2 separate regions of the Mus musculus genome follow, and region 1 is linked to region 2. The links are chromatin loops, found by intact Hi-C in ENCODE. Cell type or tissue: left cerebral cortex. All regions are shown on one strand. Links, peaks and the distances in the headings refer to the core of each region. The heading gives the core; the rest is flanking DNA.

Region 1 (8,660 bases), core at 516-8,515, 170 kb after region 2:
AAGAGATTTTGTTTCCTGCACTTCTCCTCTGACTCTCTGATGATAGCCATTACAATTAGCAGAATGTCTTTCTGTGGTCTTGACCTACATCTCCCCCACAGATAGCTGAACATTTTCTTCCAAACCTGTTATTCACTTGAATTTACTCTTTTGAAATGTATTGGCCTTAGCCTATTTTCAAGTTTGATTATTTGTGAATTGTTGGTTTAAAATTTCTTTATATCTTACAATGTTTGGACAGTGAATACGGTGCTAAAATATGTATTAGACGCATAGTTTGTATTTTTGCCTATTTCTCTGTTGCCTCTATATTCTGCTGGCTATTTCCTTTGCTGGGAAAACACTTTTTCCTTTGGTACCATATTGTTTGTCTGTTTTTATGTCAGTGTCCTGCATGGTGGATGTCTGTCCTTTGAAAGAGAGGCTGCTTATGCAGATGTGGCGATCTTCCTATATTCTTGTGGTAGTTCTGACTTAACATTTAAGTCTTTTATCTGAGAAACTTTGGAACACTGTCTTTAAATGGGATACCTCCATCAAATTGCTCTCCTCCCGGCTCAGGAACCCTGCAGAAGAAGAGGCGGAAAGATAATAAAAGCCAACGGGAATGGAAGACACCAAGGAAACATAGTCTTTTAGGCACTCATATGAGCTCACATTGACTGTAACAGCATGCACAGGACCTGCACAGGCCCAAGTAAGATGGAGTCCAGTCCTGAGAGAAGGATACATATGTCCTCATCCAGAAATGATTTTCAATTAATAACCAAGCACAAAAGAAAAATTAGTTTTCTCCAATACAAACCACACTCCAGAGCAGACTCCATGTCCAGCAGTGTATGGTCAATACAAGATGAACTCAAAGTTGGTTTTAGAGTTGTTGTTTTTGTTTGTTTGTTTTCCCATAATGCCTTGTCTGGGCATTTTGTGCCTTTTCTTTGGGCTCTTTTTCCCATGTTCATTTGTTTGTTTTGACCTGTTCAAGCTTTTATTTTCTCTTATTTTATAGCCGATACATACATTTTTTATAGAGTGGGATATAAGGGTCAAATTTCAACCACATGTAGTTGAATATTAAGTAATTTAAGTGACTATGTGTTTGTAAAAGCTAAATTGAACAAACTAGTTTTCTTTTTTTGTTGTTGTTTTTTTGTTTTTTTGTTCTTTGCGGTTTTTTTGAGACAGGGTTTCTCTGTGTAGCTCTGGCTGTCCTGGAACTCACTTTGTAGACCAGGCTGGCCTTGAACTCAGAAAATCTGTCTGCCTCTGCCTCCCAAGTGCTGGGAACAAACTAGTTTTTACTGAAGACATCATGTGTCATTGCTACAGTCCACTGCAGCTTCTAAATATTTGAGTTCTTGCTTAAGTATTTAGTGATAGCATAAATCTCATGTGGTTTTTGGTGAGGTTTCTCTGTCTCAGTTGCTGCGTGTCCTTGTGTTATCTTTGCAAACAAATCTCTATGAGATAGATCCAATTCCTATCTTCATCTTTTAAAGAGGGAAGTGAGGTTAAAGAGTTTAATAGCTCTCGACTTGTAAAACGTTAGAGGATGGGTGCTTGGCCTCTCTCCATCACGTTCATACTCCTCCACGTTAATTGGCCCCTATACATGAACTGCATTAACACAGCTCTCCATCTACCTCTCGAAGTTAAGCAGATGTTATCCCAGGTTTTGGCTGTCAATACCAATCATCCTGAAACTTCTTGTATCATTAACCAAACCTGACTTTTTTCAGAGTCATTTTCAATATTGCAGACAAACTGAAGGCAATGGGACTGAGGATATCCTAATGCCCCAAACTGGAGACTCTATTGAATATGATGGTTTGCACAGAAACCCCACCTACTGGCAAGTAGAAAAGATATGGGAGCCAGTTATGGCAGTACCAACACTGCTGAAGCCGAGGCAGGAGGATCAATGGTGTGATAATATGATGAAGGTTGAGGAGAGGAGACAAGAGAAGATTTGGGAGTTGCAGAGGCTGGTATTAACCAGTTCCCCGAGTAAAGAAGTGAGTGGCACCATCTTACTTTTGATAATACTGGTTCAAATATATGGATGCAGTGGAGGTAAGACTGGCATATGACTTGAGTAATGGCTGAAACTTCTAAGATGGAAGAGAAGGGAGAGGAAACAGCATAAGCCAGAGTTCAGATGCAAAATGGAGCTAGGAAGCTAGCAAGAGAGACACGTCAAGAACCGGAATCTGTCACAGAGCCAGCAACAGAAAGCAGGCACGGAGCCAGCCTTGAAGGAAGCTGCCGTTATCTCAGAGTGGGCAGTGTTGTACTCTTGACATAACTCCAGGCATTGCTGAGATGATCTAACCTGATGCTGCTCATTCTGTGTCACTCTTCAGGCCTCTCCATGACATAAACGTGATGCTGCTTCCTTCTTTGGTCACATATAATTGGCAAATGTTTACTCTCTGCCATCATTCCAAGCACTAAAGAGCTTCCCAGGATCTGCATTCAAAAAACAAGTCAAAACCAAACCAAACCTATTGTTGAATGTCCCATTCATAAAGAAACCATCTACTATGAACCAGACACTGTCCCTCTGTGCTCATGAAGTCAACCAGCATGTCTTTATTGTGCCCATGCTGAGCAGGATCTGGGCTTAGTCTCTTGCCAAAAATTAGGTGTTTCACTTAAAAACAAAACAAAACAAAAACCCAACCAACCAACGAAACAAACAAACAAAAACAAAGATTGAGAAATTACTTTTTCTTTGACATCAAGAAATGCCAAGTGAGTTTTTTAGGCTTTGTTAAAAAAATGATGAAGTTTGGAACTTTCCAGACAGCGAATGTAGGTGTTAAGTGGGTTTTCAACCAGTATTTGAGTCATTACATTTATCACGCAGTTATTATAAGTTATTATTTTTGTCTTTTAAAGTTGAATATTTGGAATAGAGGAACACTGCCTTTGCTTTTCAAAATGTTTTTGTATTGCTGAAAATAGAAATAATGAAGGAGGAAAAAAAAAACCTCAAAAAAGAAGGAATCATGCTTTCAGTAAATCAGGAAATGGTTATTTTATAATTCAAACATAACTGGACGCATTTGTTCTCATGATGCATAGGTGGGGGCATTCAGCTCAGCTAGTGGGCACATTCTCATATTCAAATCCAGCTCTATAAAGCCTCCTTCTAGCAAGCCCTTCAGCTATCTTAAGCTTATCTTATCTTTATAGCCTCATTCACTAGAGCCATGATATCCATTGATGCAGTGGTTAGGGGGCAGATCCTCAGTGTTCTCACAGTATTGCTATATGTAATAAATATTCATAAAAGCTGCACAACACAGGTCCTATGTGCATGCTTGCTGATAGTAGCTATCATAAAAACGATTTAAGAAAAACACCTTTATTAAAAAAAAAAAAGGTTTCTTGAAAGATTGTTTAGGGGTGGTACACGTCACAATGCCCCTGTGGAAGTCAGAGAACAGGCTGCAATATTCATTTCTCTTCTTTTTAGGCTAGAATGTAGGTCACCAAGCTTGGCCAAGAAAGTGGTGTTTTTTTCTGTTTGTTTGTTTTTTTTTCCTCCCCCTGAGACACTTACGAGTCCTAAGATATTTTTCTTTTCCAGGAATTATTTAGGATGCGTGGACCAACCGTCCTTGCATTAATTATAAAGATGAACTTTGGTTCATTTGTCCTTGGTGTTGGTTTTAAAAGGAAAGGGTCCTAGCTTCTATCTAGTTGTGCATCTTTGAGGGAGGGTGATGTATTTAACTTCCCAGCTCTGACCTCATGTTTATGAAATTTGCACGCATGGTGTGAAATGACCTTTGCGTTTTTGAGCTCTTGGGCAGAGTTTCCCACCTCCTTGCAGGGTGAGGAATCTAGACAGCTGCTTGCTGGCATAAGGTAAAGTTGTAGATAGTAGCAGCTCCTTCCTACCTTTAGCCAGAAGCCCTTCCAGCAGACACCAAAGACTCCCGGGCATTTTGCTGCACTCTGGCTTTTCAAGGATCTATTGGCACATTCTCTTCCTGCTTGGTAATTAAGACCAGCTGTCTCCATTTGAAAGGAAGGAATCCCTTTAAAGTCCTCTCCATCCTCTCTACAATGTGCTACTGAAACATGCTAATTAGTAACTGGACTTAGGACAACACAGACATGTGTTTCCTGTGAGACTGGAGAAGGAAGAGGAGGAGGAGGAGGCATAGGAACATCTGCGTAGTTGCATATGTGTGTATGTTTTTCTAATTTTCAAAATGACATTTTGAAGGAGAATCTTTCTACTTCAGTGTGATCAGTAACCAGGATGGAAGGCTCCGGAGGTGGGGGTAGGGCAATGAATTAACTTCTCCGGCTTGGTTTGTCAAGCTCACTACTTAAGCTCTTTGGTATCCCTCTTCCATCCATAATGCAGGCTTCCCTACCTCATCAAATTAGCATCCTTACTCTCACCTCCTTGCTTTTCACAGTCCTATCAGGAATCACTGGACTTCAGAGATTAAAAAAAAAGTTCTCTTTTCTTTGAAGACCCCATTCTGTAGTAAACTGATAGCCAAGTGGCTTTGCAACAGTTAGCACACTGGGGGATTTGACAAGAAGTCACAATGTTGAAAGGTGGCATTGTGTGAAGTGTCTTTAGCTAAAAATGGGGAAGACACCACTTTCCCAGCATAAACTGTGCTCTCTTACAAATAACTTGTAGCATCAGTTCATGGTTTTAAACTTGCCAGCAATCACCGCTTGGAGGCAAGAACTACTCAGGACACTGGAGGGGAAGCGGGCTCACTGGTTCATTTTACAGGGAAGAACTTGGGGGTTGACTTAAGTGGATATGGAAAGCTGGGGGTTGGGGAGGCTGCAGGTTGGTGCTTGGGAAAAGAGTGGGCTGCATCTTCTACCTCCAAGATCATTCTCCTGGGGCAGTTGGGCCAAGAGCCTGCCCCAGAATTTCTGCTACTTGTCTCGGCTATGCCTCTGGACATCTCAGAGGCTGCTCCTGTAATGTTCTGCATCTCTGTTGATCTCATCATCGTGCTTCATCGACTCATAGTTTCAAGTCTTACTGTGGGAGTCTGATAGATGACAATCCATATGACCTGACTCTACTGTAGGATGGGAAAAGACCTATTGTTTATGGAAGGTATTGTTTATAGAGGGTACAGATGAAGTTTTGGCTACTGTTCCCTGCCACTCCTCCACAACAAACTATACAAAGTCGTAATAATATAGTTTCCCATGAAGTAATTATATTGTTTTTTAGTGAGAAAATGTGATCAATAGCTACCATAGAGCTGTATGCTATAGCTCTACATTACAAATGTGGAATACTGTTTGTCCAATGTCAATCACTTATGAGTAGATAAAGCCTTGCAGGGTACATCAACAGACAGCCCACCATTGATAACTGTACACCTGGCCACAAGCCTTCCTCTTAGTGGCCAGCTAACATCTGGGAGTCATCTGCTGACCCCTCCAGTGAGTTACACAACTCAGAGACGGGGGGTGGGGGGGGGTTGTCAAGCCTCATTCCAAATATGCTGGGTGTCTTGTGCAAGGACCTACCTGAGCTTTCTGGTAACCTGTTCTGATAGGCTCATTTTACCTGCTCCTTTTTCCTGCCCTGCTACTGATGTCCCTAGATTCCTGGCTCAGCTTGGATTTCATTTTTCTCCCAAGAGAAAGCTGGTTGAGAGTGACAGAATTGCTGGTTTCCCCTTAGATGTTGGCTCTTCTATCTGCAACATGCCTTTCTCCTTGGACTCTTGGATTCTTATTACTATAACAGACATTTTCATATTCTCTCTCTCTCTCTCTCTCTCTCTCTCTCTCTCTCTCTCTCTCTCTCTCTCCCCCCCCCCCCCCAGTAACTCTAGATAGAAGCAAATGGAATGAGAGAGAAAAAAATGTGTGTGTGGTATTTCTTTGGCGAGCAGAGCAGATTGGTTCTCCAACCCCAGCATCTGCTCTTCAGCTGGGACTCCTTTCTGGTCTTCATTACTCTGACAATCAAACTCAACCTGCCGGCTAGCAATTCGCATAGGTGCGCCTGTGCTCTTCTGAACGCCATGTTCTTTTTCTCTGCTTCAAATTTTACCTTCCAGCTTTTTTTTGTTTACCTTTAATCTCCCCAACAAATAGTTACAAATCCCCTTCTATCTAGTCCTAAACATTTGCAAAGCCCAGAGCTTGGGAATAAATAAAGACCACACCTCATATTTCTAAATTCTTAAAGTGTATCCATGAGGCTAACAGAGAAGGCACAAGAGAAGGGGGTGGGTCAGAGAAGGATTACAGATGACAGAAATAAGGCAGATTAATGCAAAAGAGATACAGCTTGCTTGAAATGAGGTGTACTGCACTCCTGAGTTTATAATAAAATACGTAACCTCTATTTTTGATTAAAACCCAAGCCACCTGTAAAATGCTTCCTAAAGCTAACTTTAGAGTCGAGATTCGTAGACTCTAGAGTTTAGTATCAGAGTGTCAGAACCTAGGAGAGTATAGAGAATACTCACCAGCCTTAGCTTTCTACCCCATCTCTGTACAGCCCCTCAAAAGGATTTGCATGTGGGTCTGTGGGTATTGAACCTGCGCCTCCAGGGGCCGTTGGCATCACATCCCTGTAGAGGTCATTCTTTATGAGTAGACAGCACCCCATTTTACTCCTACTAGGTTAATATGAGGTCTTAAGACATTCCACATGGGGCCTCAGGCCACTGAAGTGGCAACTACTGGGGTCCTGGATTAGAAAGTGGGGTCTGTGGTAGGACAAGTGGTAGTCTGAAGGAGGATGACCTCTTGGCTCTGTAGCTTCCACAGCCGTAGAAGAGGACACGGAAGTAGAATTCCTGTTGCTGAAGCACTCTTGCCAGGGTTAATGGTGTCCATATTGGGGTGTGCTTCCTTCTTCTCCCGGGGTTCTCTTCCTCCGTGATGTCTAATGGAGTCGAACTCACTTCTCAAGCAGCATGGCATGTTGGGTCTCCTTCCAGAAAACCTTAATTCTCCTAGTATGTAACTCATTTGTCCTAAGATGGCAATAGCAAAAGACCGTAAGTCACTTAAGCACTGTGCACCCAGTTTTCTTTTAGGGCTCTCAAGAGATTTGGAAAAGTCAATATGTGCAGAAAGCTATATCGAAAGAAGTATTAAGTACTATAACTGCTAGCTGTGTACTCACACAGCACCCCGTTCTTACGCAGAAAGGCTTCATGTTGCTTTATTATATTTCCATTAGCGCCGTCTCTTCTGGCAACGTGCTATTGAATGCAAGGACTTAAATTGATTTAATTCTGTACTCTGAGCACAAAACCCAATGTACATTACTTAGTTGCTGCTCGGTAAATAGATTTGGGGTAGTTAAATCATCTTTTGGCAACTTGGAATTTGCTCCCGCAAGTGTTTATGCTGTGGTCTCTGCACGCCTATAAGGGAAGTGCCTGGGATTGAGCTCAGCTTCCTAGAACTTTCCAACTGTACGCACTTAGAGAGTTAGATGGGCAAGGTAGAACCAACCCCGAACCATGTCACTGGGTGGCTGGCAAAGAGAAGGAATATTCAAGTGGCATTCTTAAGGATCAGTTACATCTGTCCAAGATGCTGATTCTGTGTCACGACAAAAACTTCTCATCCACGACATCCCATTATGGAATGCTGTCTATGTCTTTGTAGGCGCCGACGAACGTGCAGGCTACTTTCCCAAGGTCTTTGTGACCAAGTGTTTTCTCAGCATCTTCCCTCTGAGGTGTTTGTGTCACTGTTAGTCTTCATTGGACCTGCTTATTCTGATGACTTGCAGATGAACAGGGCTCCGGAAATACGGCCAGGAGAGGGACCGTAAAGATGTTTGCCTGATTACGATTGCGAAACCACTCTGTCAAGTTTTCCCTATCATTTACTCAAGTGGTTGCTAGGTAATTTCTAGTCCAGCTCCACAATTAAAGTGAAAGGGCCTGGCAGCCAGCTCATCACTCGGTGGTTCTTCCGCTCGAGCTGGGCCTGAGCTGTGATCAGATACAACAGAATGCTTTGCACGGGACCTAGAAAACCCAAGCAAAGGGCCGCAGAAACCCTCCTCAGCGAGTCCAACCTCATTCTGGGAACATTGTTCTCTCAGTGACCCATAGGATGATAAAAGTGTGTTCTTTTTGTGCTTGCAGAGCTATGTTTAAGGTTTTCCCTTCTCCCACCCCAAAAGAAAACAGAAAGGAGGAAAAAAACAAACCTACTTAAATTACAGGGCATCTAAAAACAATATTAGGTGTTCTTTGAGTTTTCAAGTAATTATAACTATTCTAAAGTAATTGGCTTTACAACAAAGACTTGGACAGCTAAAGTGTGGAGAGTCCAAGACTCAGAGCGATTTCTGTGTTTTAGCTTACTTAATCTTCATGAATATCCTACTAGGTAGGAAGTCCTATTGTCTTTATGTTACCAGTGAGAAATGGAGGCATAGGAAACTATAGATTCACTTAGGTTCAAATGTTCCAAGGGTTAAATCTAGGTCCTTGTGTATACTAAGCATGGTTTGAGTCACTGATCTGTATCTCCATCCCCAGAATTAGGGCCATAGATTAAGGATACAGGGCCAGCATTCAAGCCTAGCCTGTTTTGTTAGTCTGATCATTTCACAGCCTTTTTTTTTTTAAATGTGGCAAAGACACATTTATTCATCAATTCTTCACTAGAGA
Region 2 (8,660 bases), core at 519-8,518:
CTGTGGCCTGTGACATGTTTGTAAGAATTCCTTTTTGAACAGACAGAGCATACAGCGGGATTATGGATCCATTTGAGTCTCTGAGAGCTCTAAGTAGACTAGACAGGCACCGAGGTTAAAATATAAATCCAAGACATGGTTCTACAGTTTCCTCTCTTCTTCTCATCAGCTGAAAAACATCTATACAAATACGTGATTTCTCATGGATTGTAAACACTACTTTCGAAGTCGTTCATTTTTTCTCTGCAGCAATGGGTATGGCCGACGTAAAGGTGGAAGCTGTCAGTGATTCATTTCATCCCAGAGAAATCTTCTTGAGGGCAACATTCAAAAGTTAGGCTGGGTGCTGGGCAGACCCAAAGGAAGGCACAGCCATCATACCCTGTCTTCTGCGGCCGGTGGGCTTTCTGCCTGGGCATGCAGACATCCTTTATAATATGTGGAAGAGGTTTCGTAAGTTTTAGTCTTTCTTGTGCTGTGAGTCACCAAAAAAAAAAAAAAAAAAGTTTTAACTCACAGTTTACTTAAATTTACCCTCATCTTAAGCAACAACGTCAGTGAAACCACAAGTTTATTGTACCAGTGACCCCTTTTAATGCATCTTCAAAGAAATAAAATTTAATGATATCTTTACCCAAAACTTATTATAAGCACTACATGTCTTTTGATATTTAGACTGTACTTGGCTTTTACAAGGGTTAACAAAGCACACGTATATTTGTATATTGGGTTGTACCTTAAGATAGTCCACGTACCATATATTTGGTGGCATCGTTATGAGGTATAACAACCTTCTGTAGCCAAAAGGTTAGCGGCCAGACATCTGATACTTTCACGTGGTAGAATGTTGGAGGAAGTAATTAAAATATTGCCATGCCAGGTGGGTAGCTTTTGATTTTGCCTTTCAGAGCTGTTTGGATTTTATAACAAATAAGGAACTATTTTAGGCTTTTAGGTTTTAGGTTCCACTTTTAAAAGTACCTTAGAGGCAGATGGAGTCAATCTTAGCACTGTAGAGACAGGCAGGCAGGTCTCTATGACTTTGAGGCCAGCCTGGTCTACACAATAAATTTCAGGACAGCCAGTGCTACATACTATAAGACATTGTCTAGAGAAAACAAAACAAGGGCTAGAGATGTGGCTCAGTGTTTAAAGCATGTACTGCTCTCTTCCAGAGGACCCAAGTTCAATTCCCAGCACCCACATCAGGCTCCTCACAAACACCTGTAACACCAGCGCCGGGGAATCTGACACTCCCTGCTGGGCTTTGTAGGAACCTGCACACAAACACAGCACATACACATAAATAATAAAACAGAAAAATAAGTATTAAAGAAAACCAAAACAAAATATAACAAGTTCTGTAGGAAACGGAGTTGTTACTAACAGTCTGAATCATTTCAAAAATCAAAACATGGCTTTAGTGAAGCATAAAGACATTGAATAAGCTGTTAAAGAGCATTATCTTAAATACCAATCACTGGACATGTGTATGTGCATGTGTGAGTGTGTGCAAGCATGTTGTGCTTAAGTCATGTTGTGCATAAGCTTCCCTTGGGCCCTTCCAGTCACTGACTCATCTAGCACTCATATGAAGATCAGCTTTGAGTGTGACGAGGGAACTCACCTTTTTTTTTTTTTAGCGCAACATCAGACAAGGTTCTCCAATGTTATGACGGTATGCCACAAGTCTGTTCTTTGTTAGTGTTGTGTACTATTTCCCTGTTAATTATTGCCACATGTAAATATTTAGGTTAACACCTCCCAGGGTAGAAGGATCCTCTTTCTCTTCAAAGGACAGACCATCCCTTGAAAAATCCCCTCTCATCAGGAAGTGTGCGAGCAGAAGACAGTGCTTGCTGGAGACTACAGCCTTTTCTGTCATCGTAGAAAACACAGAGCTCCCTTTGGGGTGCTAAATATAAGTAGTGGTTAGATTAATTTCCCTTCTTGGTTTTGCCACATTGGTGAATGGATGCAAGATGCTAGCCTCATGAGAGAGAGAGAGAGAGAGAGAGAGAGAGAGAGAGAGAGAGAGAGAGAGAGAGAGAGTCCTAAAGCAACATAAAAACATTTTGATTTAATTTTTGGATGGTGTAAAATTTTAGAACAGGAAATTAAAAGCCCACATAGCTACCCAACAAGATGGTGATAAGACATGAAAGAGTCTTTCAAATGAATCTGAGGCTAAATTTAGGAGAGTGCTTTCTGTTCAGGCCAGCTGTGTGCGGAATGGAGCGAGCCGAGCAGAGCTGGGGACGAGCAATCACGGGCAGTTCTCCATTTCCCCTTGACTTCCTTCGCAGCCAGGCTTCATTTAAAACATGTGAGTTCGTGAGAATTACTGTAACAGGAGCTGCTCCCACTCTCCAGATACAAAAGTCCATGCCAGAGGCAGACAGGAACACTGGGCGCCTTGCTGCTTACATCTGAAAATGAAAATTGAGAGCTCAGTGACTCAAGACTAGTTGGATTTTTGTTTTTGTTTTTAAGGTGTGTTCTGTGATCTTCAGTAAAACACTAAGCTTTGGCTGTAGAAATTCTCTTCTGAAAAAGAACCACAGGTTCCACAAATGATCAGGAAGGGCCTGGGGCTGGGGCTGAAGCCGGACACCTGCAATCCCAGCATTCAGTAGGTGATAGGAACATAATGCAAGTTCCAGGCTAGCCTGGGCTATGCAGCAAGTCTGTGGCCAGCCTGGGCTATGTAGTAAGACTTTGTATCAAAAGGGAGAGGGGAGAGGGGGGAGATGGGGAGAGAGGGGGAGAGGGGAGAGGACGAGAGAGGAGGAGGAGGAAGGGGAGAGGGGAGAGAGGAGGAGAGAGGGAGGAGGAGGAGGGAGAGGGAGGAGGAGGAAGAGGGGGAAGGGGAGAGGGGAGAAGGGAGAGGGGAAAGAGAGGGAGAGGGAGAGGAGAGAAGGGAGAGGGGAGAGGGGAGAAGGGAGAAGGGAAAGAGAGGAGAGAGGGGGAGGGGGAGAGGGGAGAAGGGAGAGGGGAGAGGGGAGAGGGAGAGTTCTTATTTACCTTATTACCAGGAATAATTCTGTTCCCCTTTCAACCTTTTGGGCTTTTTTTCTCTGTGAATTTTCCTGAGCCTTAGTTGGAAGTGTGTCACCAGGTATCACATTTGAGCCCTCCATGGTCATTTACACCCTGCATTGTGACAGTTGAGGTGGTTCCTAGAGATTTTTTCATAAATATCCATCCCAAATCATCTTTGAAAGACAGCAGCAAAACACTGGTTTTGTGAGTTCTGGGCTCAGAAAGATCTGGGCCTAACTTCCTACCTCTTTCATTGGCCCATCTTATATTGTCAACTTTGAATTGTCTTTCTAAGCAACACTGCCATAGATGAACCACCTGAGGAAGGGTTATGGTAGAGAATTTGAAAATGAGGCCTAAGCATGACTGAAGAACCCAACCTGCCTCTTTTTGTGTCAGAATGCAAGGCTCAACTTCCAGTCACTGACCATGTAGGGGATTAACGAGTACCTCAGAACCGTGAGTTCTTTCAGGTCTCTCTTTGACTGACAGTTGCCAAACATTTTCAGTTTTATTTTGTGGGCATAAATTTTCCAAAAGTGTACCAACCTACAAACAGAGCTAGCTATATGATTGTGTTTCCTTGTTTATCATTTTATTTTGGTGAACAAGTGCTGGGGTTGTTGATGGCGAACCTGTTGTCTGAAAGGTTGAGTTAAGGGGCTGAGAAACTTGAGTGTTCATGGAATGCAACTGAAAGCTAATATTGTCACAGATAATTACTTTCTCAAAAAGACCACTTGAAACCAGAGTGTTCAGGCCAGCGAGGCAGACAGTGCTGTAAAATGTAGCTGAGCCTAATTTATTTGATTTCATCTTGTTTTATAGACTGATGATTACTGTAGGCTCAAGTCTAGGGGACCAGAATTTTATTGCAGAGAAAATCCTTTCCCCCTCCTCCTCCCCCACCCCCTCCTCCTCCTCCTCCTCTTCTCTAGCCTTCCTTCCTTTATCTTTTTTGGACAAGGTCTTCTTATATAGCCCAGGTTTTCCATAACTTTCAAAATAGGCCAAACTGGCCCTTAACTTATGATTTTCTTCCCTCCCCTTCCCATCCTCCCACCTCCCAGTTCTTCCTTGAACAACTCAAAAAGAGTTATCACAGTTTCATGTGTTGGGAGCAAACCAAATTTCATAAACAGCATGTAAAATGAAAAATGCCCCGTTAAGTGTCAAGGCCTCCAGTGTTCCTGGGCCATGAACAAAATAAGCTTGACCTTAGTCTTGGTTAAAAATTGCTTGATTTATTAATCTGTGGACTGGGAGACTTAGATAATAAAATGCCAACTTGGTTTTAAATACAAACCTCCAATATAATGTACTTATTTATCCAGATGTCTAAGATTAATAGTTTTTTTTTAAAAGACAAGACAAAACAAAACAAAACAAAACAAAACAAAACTAAAAACAGGTATGTGAGAAAAATTCTGAAAAGTTGTGGGATGTGACGAATGGTTTTCTTATGTGAGCTTCATTTTTTTTTTTTTGGTAGATTTTTGGTTCTCTACTGGCAAAATACTTTATGATAAAGCCCACAAGTATTTTTTGATAAATATACAGGTTATATAGCAAGTAGTATATGCTTATAGTCTCAGAAATTGAAAGGTTGAAGCAGGAAGATTGCCATTTCTTGAGAATAGCTTGGGCTACATAGCAAACACTAAGCCAACCTGGGCTATGTAGCAAAACCCCATCTCAAACAAACCCATACAATATAAAACCAAATGGCACAAAATAACAACAATGATGGTAGGAAAGGGATCTACCATGAATTTCCACCCCAGCTCAGTTTCTCTCTCTTGATAGCTCTTACCTTTCTGCACTGGGATTCCTTCAAACCATTTGAATCATAGCCAAGACAAAAAAAAAAAAATCTGTATTAAAAAACAGTACCTGGGAAGAAGCCCATGACCTGGCTACTAGTTTGAAATGTACACGGATGATGTCTTTCTTAAGATGATGCCAGAGTAAACTTGACTTATGAAAGGCATGTTTTCTTTACCTTTTAAAGACATAGAACTCTTTTGTTTTTGGTGGTAGAAAAAATGAGTTGGGGCTGGGGCTGGGGCTGGGGCTGGGGCCTTTTATGATCAAGTTAAGTAACCCAGAGCCTTGGAACAAACAAAGAAAGTGAGATTCGCTTTCACAGAAGGCTGGCCCATTGGTGGTTGGCAATTCCAGTCTAGCTGATCCAACAAGTTTTCACATCTTAAGGCTCTGAGCGCTATGAGTCAGAGGGTGAGGAAGAGAGAGGGAGGATGTGAGCTCACTGCAGAAGGCTGGTATTAAAGAGGACCAGCATTGTGTGTTGGACCCAAACCAGAGCTGGGAGTGGCTGCTATTGCAGCAAGAAAATATGAGCACTGGTGGGAGTAGCCGAGGTGTTTGTGGAGTCACCTTTAGGGCCTCCAGGCAGATCTTCCAGAGAAGTAACACATTGCTTACTGGTGTGTATGGTGAGCTGGCTTTGGAATCTTACCCCCACTTAGCCTTCTGCCTGGAAATAGCATTAGAGGAGGGAGACTCGCCTCTCCATTGACTCACTCAGAACTATACTTCCTTTCATCGGAACGTCAGAGTGAGGTCACCATGGTGACCTCATCTGGATTCAGGAGTTAGAAAAATAAAGCATGGTACCATGTGGAGCTTGACCCATAGGTCATTAATGCTGGTGACTTCTGGATGGTACCCAGACCCAAATCTCAGAAATCGAAGAAATGTGTTAAGCCCAGTTTCATTTGGACAGCGGTTCAGATTTTCTCCCAACTAATCTTATTTATTCCTGACTTTTACTGAAAGTAGATTCTCTTTCATATAATATATCCTGATTATAATTTTCCCTCCCTCCCTCCCTCTACTTCTCCCACTTCCTCCCTACCTTTCCTCTTTTCCAGACCCACTTCCTGTCTGATTCTCAGTAGAAAAGAACAGGCTTCTAAGAGACAACCACCAAACATGACAAAATAAAATATACTAAGATAAAGCAAAACCTTTCATATCGAAGTTGAACATGGCAACCGAACAGGAAGAAAAGAGTCCCGAGTGTAGGCAAAAGAGTCAGAGACCTACTCATTCCTATAGTCGGGAGTCCCTTAGAAACACAATGTTAGTAGCTATAGTATGTACACAGAGGACCTGGTGCAGACCTATGTAGGCTCCTTGCTTGCTGCTGAAGTCTCTGTGAGTTCATATGCATCCTGACTGATTCACAGGCCTTGTTCTCCTGGTGGCCTCCATCCCCTCTGACTCTTACACTCTTTCCATCTGCTTTTATAAAGGAATCCTTGAGTTCTGAGGGGTATCTTTGCATCTGTTCTCAGCTGCTGTCAGAGTAATCCTCTCTGATGATGACTGGATAATACACTGATCCATGAATATAGCGGCATATCATTTTATTGACTTTTGACTATTACTACATTATGTTTAGGCCAGTTGCATTCGGTTTTAGGTTTGTAGTAGGTCTCGGGCCTACCTAGTATCAGGTGCTTGGCTGCCCAAGCAGTGTTAGGTATGGGCTCCTTCTCATGGAGTGGGCCATAAACCAAAACAGACATTGGTTGGTTACTCCCACAAGATCTGTGCATCTGCCATGTGCCATCATAGTTTGCAGGGAGCACAGACTGTAAGTCAAAGTTCTGTGACTGCTTTGTTCATTAAAAGAAAAATGGACTAGCTCAATGGGGCATTCTTTATGAAACATATTAATTATGACTTTTCATTGCAAGTGACAGAAATGCAACTTGCAGCTGTGTAGGTGAAAGAAAAGAGTAGTAGAGAATGTAACTGGCTCTGCAGAGTTCTAAAAGCAACTTTTCATCGTCAGATATAATTGTTGTCCCTGTCTGAGTCTTACTGTTGTAATAAGCCCATTCTTTCTAGTTCTTTCTGAACCCTGGCTGGCTGGTTTAAGTCAGCCATCTTGGCTTAAAACTCTTCTCCAAGCTGATTGATTTAAGCTGGCTTCTGACTAAATTGCTCTGCTTGGCCTCAAACTAACTCTGGCAATCTGATCTAATCTTCTGGCTCCTTTTTATTCTCTGGCTCACTCTGTCTTCACCTACAACCTGTCTCTGTAAAATTGTCCCAGTAGAAACTTCTCACCCCCCGCCCCCCAACTTACCTCGCTCCATCCCTTTCTCTCTCAGCTGCTCTGGTAAGTAGCATGTCTTTCCTGTCTCTTCTCATGAGAGTTGGGACTATCCTGTCTTTGACTAATTTTGTCAAATCTTTCTCTGATTTGTCACTTTGTCTGCCCCCTCAATTAGATATCACTTTCAAAAATAGCTGCCTTATTCCACAAACTAAGTTTGCCTTGATTGTTTGTGATTAAAGGTGTTTACTAAGGATGTGTCTGTATTCCAGCCAGAGGGATTAAAGATGTGTCATTCCAGCCGGATCACACAGACACAGAAAGCGTTTGGATGTGATCCCTGATCCCGTCCCAGAGCAGCCGTGCTGTTGGATTAAAATTCTTCTACATAGGGCCACTGGACACAGGGACCCAAGTGATGTCAGGCCTCTTTCTTGTCTAGCCTCATTCTTCGTAACATGTTTGCAGCTAGGACTTTTTCACCAGGTCACCTCTTCTTGCATGCTTTCAGATTAGCATCTTAAGCCTTTGTATCAGAGAGGGGTGGCCCTTTTTCCTGAAGTGCCATCTTTAGTTTGCCCAGAGGGTCCAGCCTCTGATATATGGATCGGTTACTATAATTGATGGCTCCCTGATGTATGTGCTGGTGTAAGGTATAAGCATTTCCCAAAGAAAAGAGAAAAGCAGATGGAACTGTACCTAGGAGGAAAAGACGACCAGAAAGATGAATTAGGCTTATTCATTACAGGACCTAAAATCAAGTATGATGAGTATTGGTCAGGGTTCTTCAGTGAGATACAACCCATAGGAATCATATAGATATAGGTGGATTCATTGACACCGGTGATAATTTATTATAGGTCTTAGTTCATATGATTATAGAAGCAAGAAGTTCTATTATCCACCATCTGTAAGCTGGAGAACCACAGAAGCTATCAATTCCAGAGGCCCAACAACTACAATGCCAGTGATGTGAGTCTCAGTCTCATTTGAAAGGCTTGGGCTTGGGAAGAGAGAAGGCCAGTGGTGGTAGTGCCTGTCCAAGCTTGAGCCTAAGAATCTGGAGGGCAGATCCCTCTGCAGGGAGAAGATGGGTCTCAGCTCAAGTAGAGAGTGAACTCACCATTCCTGTATCTTTTTGTTCCATTAAGGCCTTCAGTAGACTGAATGATGCTGGCCTGCCCTGTTGAGGATGTATTTTGCTTAGCCTTTGCTGATTCAAAGGATAGACTCATCTGAAAATATCCTAACATATTCCCAGAGATATTTTACCAGTGATGTGGGCATCCTTAGCTCGGTTTAGATGGCTCATAAAAGCAATCACGACAATGATATAAAAGGAAACATTTTTTAATAGATATTAAATTAGGAAAAAAAATCCGTAAAGCAGATAACTAGACATCGACGATCCTAAAGTTGGTGGTATGAACTGATGATTTATCTCTGTTAAACTTCTAGCCTTGATGGTGGGAAGAAATCTACACCACTGAATGTTCATTTCACAATGAGGTACAAAACACAAAAGGAA

Evidence for each region. Hi-C counts contacts between places; a loop is a spot of excess contacts. Peaks named below come from ENCODE experiments on the same cell type or tissue, not always from the same donor. Only the 100,000 strongest peaks of a DNase experiment are listed, where the experiment ranks them.
Region 1: a loop joins it to region 2, with 2.4 times the contacts of the local background. A loop is called at or near these places in 2 of 42 quality-filtered maps.

The regions. Positions count from the first base shown.
Region 1 is chr10:99,566,358-99,575,017 of GRCm38, forward strand. No RefSeq gene overlaps it. Among named protein-coding and RNA genes, the nearest start is that of Gm20110, 38 kb to the right of the region's middle. In left cerebral cortex, for the core only: no CTCF peak of the experiment used is centred there; DNase peaks (open chromatin) are centred at 2,231, 4,128 and 7,869.
Region 2 is chr10:99,391,465-99,400,124 of GRCm38, forward strand. No RefSeq gene overlaps it. Among named protein-coding and RNA genes, the nearest start is that of Gm34983, 64 kb to the right of the region's middle. In left cerebral cortex, for the core only: no CTCF peak of the experiment used is centred there; DNase peaks (open chromatin) are centred at 1,631, 1,881, 2,284 and 5,337; H3K27ac peaks cover 2,235 bases.